Regions from separate parts of the Homo sapiens genome. Here region 1 is linked to region 2. A link is a contact called in ENCODE Hi-C or POLR2A ChIA-PET data. All regions are on one chromosome and are shown on one strand. The core of a region is the stretch at or near the end of the contact, and the rest is flanking DNA. Distances in the headings are between cores, read along the strand shown. Region 1 holds the start of DDRGK1 (DDRGK domain containing 1). Region 2 has its middle 8.9 kb from the start of AVP.

The links. A loop is a pair of places that touch in the nucleus more often than their neighbours do. ChIA-PET counts read pairs that join two places held with the same protein, here RNA polymerase II (POLR2A). Pooled maps may share reads with other maps.
Region 1: a map of CD8-positive, alpha-beta T cell shows a loop between it and region 2 (18-fold over the local background). The contact joins the promoter of DDRGK1 here to the enhancer-like site in region 2. A Hi-C loop is called at or near these places in 1 of 168 maps with a recorded cell type or tissue (CD8-positive, alpha-beta T cell) and 6 of 50 pooled maps. POLR2A ChIA-PET finds 5 or more read pairs at or near these places in 10 of 52 experiments (CD4-positive, alpha-beta memory T cell, HEK293, HepG2 and 6 more).

What each region holds. Positions count from the first base shown.
Region 1 is chr20:3,203,432-3,206,000 of GRCh38, reverse strand. DDRGK1 (DDRGK domain containing 1) reads left to right here and starts at 1,319. Exons shown (of 9, transcript NM_023935.3): 1 at 1,319-1,464. The coding sequence starts at 1,374. It also overlaps a transcript of ITPA not described here. RefSeq lists an enhancer at 1,408-1,627.
Region 2 is chr20:3,092,162-3,095,090 of GRCh38, reverse strand. It overlaps the pseudogene RN7SL555P. Among named protein-coding and RNA genes, the nearest start is that of AVP, 8.9 kb to the right of the region's middle. RefSeq lists enhancers at 1,508-2,008, 2,009-2,509. Within about 2 kb of position 1,535, at least 3 of the 41 ENCODE cell types and tissues checked have a DNase peak (open chromatin) inside an H3K27ac peak, as active enhancers do; they include CD8-positive, alpha-beta T cell, where a contact is called at or near this core.

The DNA of each region.
Region 1 (2,569 bases), core at 70-2,569, 110 kb before region 2:
CACTGCAACGTCCGCCCCCTGGGTTCAAGTGATTCTCCTGCCTCAGCCTCCCGAGTAGCTGGGATTACAGGCATGTGCCACCACGCCCCACTCATTGTTTGTATTTTTAGTAGAGACAGGATTTCATCACGTCAGCTAGGCTGGTTTTGAACACTTGACCTGAAGTGATCCGCCCACCTCGGCCTCCCAAAGTGCTAGGATTACAGGGGAGAGCCACCTCATCTGGCCCGTATTTTTTCAAATCCCTTTCTCACCATTGTTCATTGGTCCTGAATTTATTTTTATTTATTTTTATTTTCTGAGACAGGGTCTCACTCTATCACCCAGGCTGGAGTGCACTGGCATGATCATGGCTCACTGCAGCCTCGACCTCCCTGGGCTCAGGTGATCTTCCCACCTCATCTTCCCAAGTACCTGGAATCACAGGTGCATGCCACCACACCTGGCTAATTTTTGTATTTTGTAGAGACAGGGTTTCATCATGTTGCCCAGGCTGGTCTTGAACTCCTAGGCTCACCTCTACCTAGACTTCCCAAAGTATTGGGTTAACAGACGAGCCTCTGTGCCTGGCTCCTGAAATAAATCTTTACTTCTGTTATCATGTATACAAAAAGCTTAATAAATTCCAGTACTGCCCTCCCCTCCCCTCCCCTTCCCCTCAAAAGAAAGAAAGAAAGAAAGAAATTCAGTGTCACAGATACAGCAAAACCCCAACCCGCTTCCCTCCTCCTAGAGGTAATCGCTATCCTGAAGTTGGTGTGCATCAGTCCCAAGCCTCTTTTCGTACTTTTTCCACGGTTGTTTCCATAAACACTATGTGGGATTGTTTAGTGATTTTTAAAACATATATAGTCCGGGCGCGGTGGCTCACGCCTGTAATCCCAGCACTTTGGGAGGCCAAGGTGGGTGGATCACAAGGTCAGGAGTTCGAGACCAGCCTGGCCAACACGGTGAAACCCCCATCTCTACTAAAAATACAAAAATTAGCCGGGCGTGGTGGCGGGCGCCTGTAATCCCAGCTACTCGGGAGTCTGAGGCAGGAGAATCGCTTGAACCTGGGAGGTGGAGGTTGCAGTGAGCCGAGATCGCACCACCGCACTCCAGCCTGTGCGACAGAGACTCCGTCTCAAAAAAAAAAAACATACATAGATGTTTTCTACTGGACATACCGTCTGCTATAATTTCCTCTTAACATTGTGGGTTTCTTTACACCCCCCAAACTCATTTTAATGTCTGACATTAAAGCCTCTCTGTGATGTGCCGCTGGGCGGGGCTCCGAGTAGTGGGCGGAGTCTAGATTGGGAAATAGGGGCGGGGCCTATGAGATCCCGGCCTCAGGGTGGACGCAGTGGTTCTGCACTGAGGCCCTCGTCATGGTGGCGCCTGTGTGGTACTTGGTAGCGGCGGCTCTGCTAGTCGGCTTTATCCTCTTCCTGACTCGCAGCCGGGGCCGGGCGGCATCAGGTAGGAGATGCCGCTGCACCAGGGTTGGTGGTACCGGGTTTTCTGGCCTTCTGAGCCTTTGTGGACCGTCGCGCCGCGGCTCCTGCGCGTGCGCACCTGGGCGGGCGGGACGCATGCGCGTCCGTGCGCTAGTCGTGTGCCGGGTGGGGCTTCCGCAGTGCCCTACCTGGAATCGGTGGCCGCGCCGCTACCCCTTTCTCTCGACTCCAAGCCAGAGTCTGGCCTCATCCCTCTCTTCACCCCCGGGAACTCCATACCTCCAAAGGCCTGAGGCCCTGGCCGGCGCACACTCCCATCCGTCACCGTCGGGGCCCTTTCCCTCTGCACCTGTTAGGGAGGCCGCAGGGGTTTTCCATTCCTCCCAGCCTGGCTCCAGAGCAGGTGCCAGGAAGGGGGCATCTGAATATTTTCTGCCTGTCCCCCACGAGCTGGAGAAGCGCGAGGCGGCTCCAGGAAATTCCTGAAGCTCTCTCCCTTCCCGCCAAGGAGAGGGCCCACTCTCCCTCCCCAATCCGCTCCCCGATCAGAAGGCCATGTCATTGGCCAGGGCACAGAACAGATACACCCATCCTCCCTCTTTCCCCCCATTTCTGGTCAGCGGGCGGGTTTGTATATGTGTTTTCCTGCTCCCTGGGCCCACAAGCTACCTCTGAGCACCTGCGCGCTCCCAGGAGCGGAAGGGACACGCTGAGGGAAGGCGGAGATCCAGCAGGTCTTCCCGGGGGAGGCTCGGCCACCGCCGGGAAGTGTACTCTCTGGCTGGGGAGCCAGATAAAACCACAGGTGGTGTTAGGCGAGAAATCAGTGGATTCCTGCAGGGGGTACTCGATGAGAGCTGGGGACATCAGGATAGGGGCCTCCTGACAGGCCAGCTGGAAAGGTGGAGCCGGGAGGGGAGAGGAGTATTCACACAGGCCCGAGGGAAGGGCTGAGCCCCCGCCTGGGACCAAGCTGTGGGCCTGGTGGAAAAGGCCTTGCCAGTCAGACTGAGAAGTCGGGGCCTTGTGCTGTGGGCAGCAGGCCGCTAAGCAGAGGAGGTGAGGCTTCCGGGCTGCCGCTCCTCCTGCCATGGGCCGGGCTGGGCTTATAGGCAGCATTGTCATTT
Region 2 (2,929 bases), core at 286-2,785:
TCCCTCCTCTTCCTCACCAACAGGACCCCATTTTGTCAGGGGCCTGTGAGCACACCTAATCTTAGGGGTGAGCTTTGGCTGGCCTAACCCAAAGAAGGCAGCCGGCTAGTGGTGCTTGTCCAGTCTGGAGGGATTTAGGGGTGGGGACTCTGGGCAGGTTTCTCCTCCCTGAGAGCGGAGAGGCTCAGAAGAGGGAACCCATTTTGTGGCTGTCCCCTTGCCACAAGGAGGGACACTCAGACATGTGGAGGGTACCAGACAGGAGTGGGGAAGCCCTAGATGCCATCCCTGAATTTCAGCCAGGCCTGGGACCACCCACTTCCCAACTTGAATTATAGTAAATTACAAATGTCTTTGGGGTTTAGTCACTGCTATTTTATTTTGTTTATTTTATATTTTATTATTATTATTTTTTATAAGACAGGGTCTGACTGTGTCACCCAGGCTGAAGTGCAGTGGCACGATCATAGCTCATTTCAGCCTCCGGTTCCTGGGCTCAAGCCATCATCCTGCCTCTGCCTTGCTAGTAGTTGGGACCACCGGCATGCACCCCCAAGCCCAATCTTTTTTTTTTCCCCTTCAAAGATGGGTTCTGACCATGTCACCCAGCCTGGAGTGCAGTGGCTATTCACAGGCAGGATCCCACTACTGATTAGCACAGGGTTTTCACCTGCTCCATTTCTGATCTGAGTCGGTTCACCCCTCCTTAGGCAACCTGGTGGTCCCCTTGCACCCGGGAGGTCACCATGCTGATGCTGAACTTAGTGCAGACGCCAGCTAGGCATAGCCCACGGCAGCCCAGGCAGGAGTGCAGTGGCGTGATCATGGCTCACTGCAGCCTGTACCTCCTGGGCTCAAGCATCCTCCTGCCTCAGCCTCAGGAGTAGCTGGGACTCCAGGCGCGTGCCCCAGCACCCGGCTCTGCTAGGGTTTTGTGGCAGTAGCGTGGTGAAGGGCACAGACCCTGGAGCCTGAGTTTGAATCCCAGGTCTGCTGTTTATCACTTGTTCGTTGAATAACTTGGGCAAGTTATTCAACCTCTCTGCCCCTCAGTTTCCTGTCTGCAAATAGAGATAAAAATACTTCCTCCTTCACAGGGTTTATGTGATTCAAGGAGGAAAATATACGTAAAAGGCTTAAAACAGTGATGCTGGCACACACTCCTTTTTTTTTTTTTTTTTTTTTTGAGACAGAGTTTCACTCTTGTTGCCCAGGCTGGAGTGCAGTGGCGCAATCTCGGCTCACTGCAACAGCCGCCTCCCTGGCTCAAGCGATTCTCCTGCCTCAACCTCCCGACTAGCTGGGATTACAGGCGCCTGCCACAACGGCCGGCTAATTTTTGTATTTTTAGTAGAGATGGGGTTTCACCATGTTGGCCAGGCTGGTCTTGAACTCCTGATCTCAGGTGATCCACCCGCCTTGGCCTCCCAAAGTGCTGGGATCACAGGCGTGAGCCACCGCTCCCGGCCCCACACTCTGTGTTTTTATTGCCAGTGGTTTAGCACGTTCGTAGGCCACGCGTCCTGTATGACGTCCCTACCACACACACGCGCGCACACGCACACACAGCTGGGTTCTCTCTTTCACATCCCTGCACAAGCTGTTTATCCCTCCAGGTGTGTCCTCCCCGTCTCCTTTTCCGGGGAATTTCAGTCCCCAGCCACAGGCAACGAGTACACCCCGTAGAAGCCCACCCCGCGCGGCGGCCTATCCTGCCCACTCGCCCCAGGACCCCTCCGCCGGCCCGCGCGCCCCAGGTTGGAGGGGTGAGGTGGGGTCTCTCTGGGCGGAGGTGGAACTCTCAATTGGCAGCCTAGGGCGAGGCTCACACGTGGACCCCCGGACCACCACGCGCCTGGCAGCGCGGCCTCTCTGCGCTGGTTTCCTTCACCGGCGAGCGGCGCCGCTGGGCCTGGGGCCTGGGGCTCAGACGGGGCCCTGCCGGGCAGGCGGAAGGGCGAGCGTGCAAGCCGGGGCCGCCTCCGCTGCAGCCCCCTCCGCTGCCGCCTGGATCGGCCGCTTCCCCCTCCCAGCCGCCCGGATCGGCCGCTTCCCCCTCCCAGCCGCCCGGCTGATGGCGCTAAGTGATTCCGGGCACCGCGCTCCGGGGTGGCGCCGACCCGCGGGGCCCTGGGGGCCGCCGGAGCCGTGCTCATGCTGCTCTTAGCAGTCTGCGCACAGCGCGCCTCATTAGGGGCCGCCGGGCCGACGGGGACGTGCGCCCAGCGCTGCGCCTCCCAATCTGTGCTCGACCCCGGCCCCCGAGCTTCCGCGCCCTCGGGTCCCCGAGGCCCGCGCTGTTTCCTGTCTCTCCTGGTGACTTCACTCTTCATCTCAGCACCCGCGGGTGTCTGGCTGCGTGGGGGCTGGGAGCGCGGACAGGCCTAGCTCTTCCTTAAGTCTAGCAAAGGGAACGTCTGTGGGACCCCAGGGCCGCAGTCATTGTCCCCGGCGGGTGCGACAGGCCACGTCACTTGGAACACGGAGCTAGGGTTGAGCGTCTCTAGATGCGAGTCTACAGGTCTTGCTGCCGTACAGGTTTTCCATATAGAAACGAGTTTGTCAAAAATATTTTTCTTCGTTTATTTTGCCTTTTACTTAGGTTATTTTTGCAAGTTAAAGAATTTTTATTGTCTTTTCATTTCTGATTTCTTTTAAAAGTTTAATGTAACCCCCCTCTAGAGATACGATAAATATTCAGACCTGGCTTCCCGCATCCCCTCCCCGCCGCTCCCCGGCCCTCGTCAGCTGATTTTTTTTTGAGACGGAGTCTCACTCTGTCGCCCAGGCTGGAGTGCAGTGGCGCGATCTTGGCTTACTGCAACCTCCGCCTCCTGGGTTCAAGTGATTCTCCTGCCTCAGCCTCCCAAGCAGCTAAGACTGCAGGCGCGCACCACCATGCCCAGCTCATTTTTTTTTGTATTTTTGG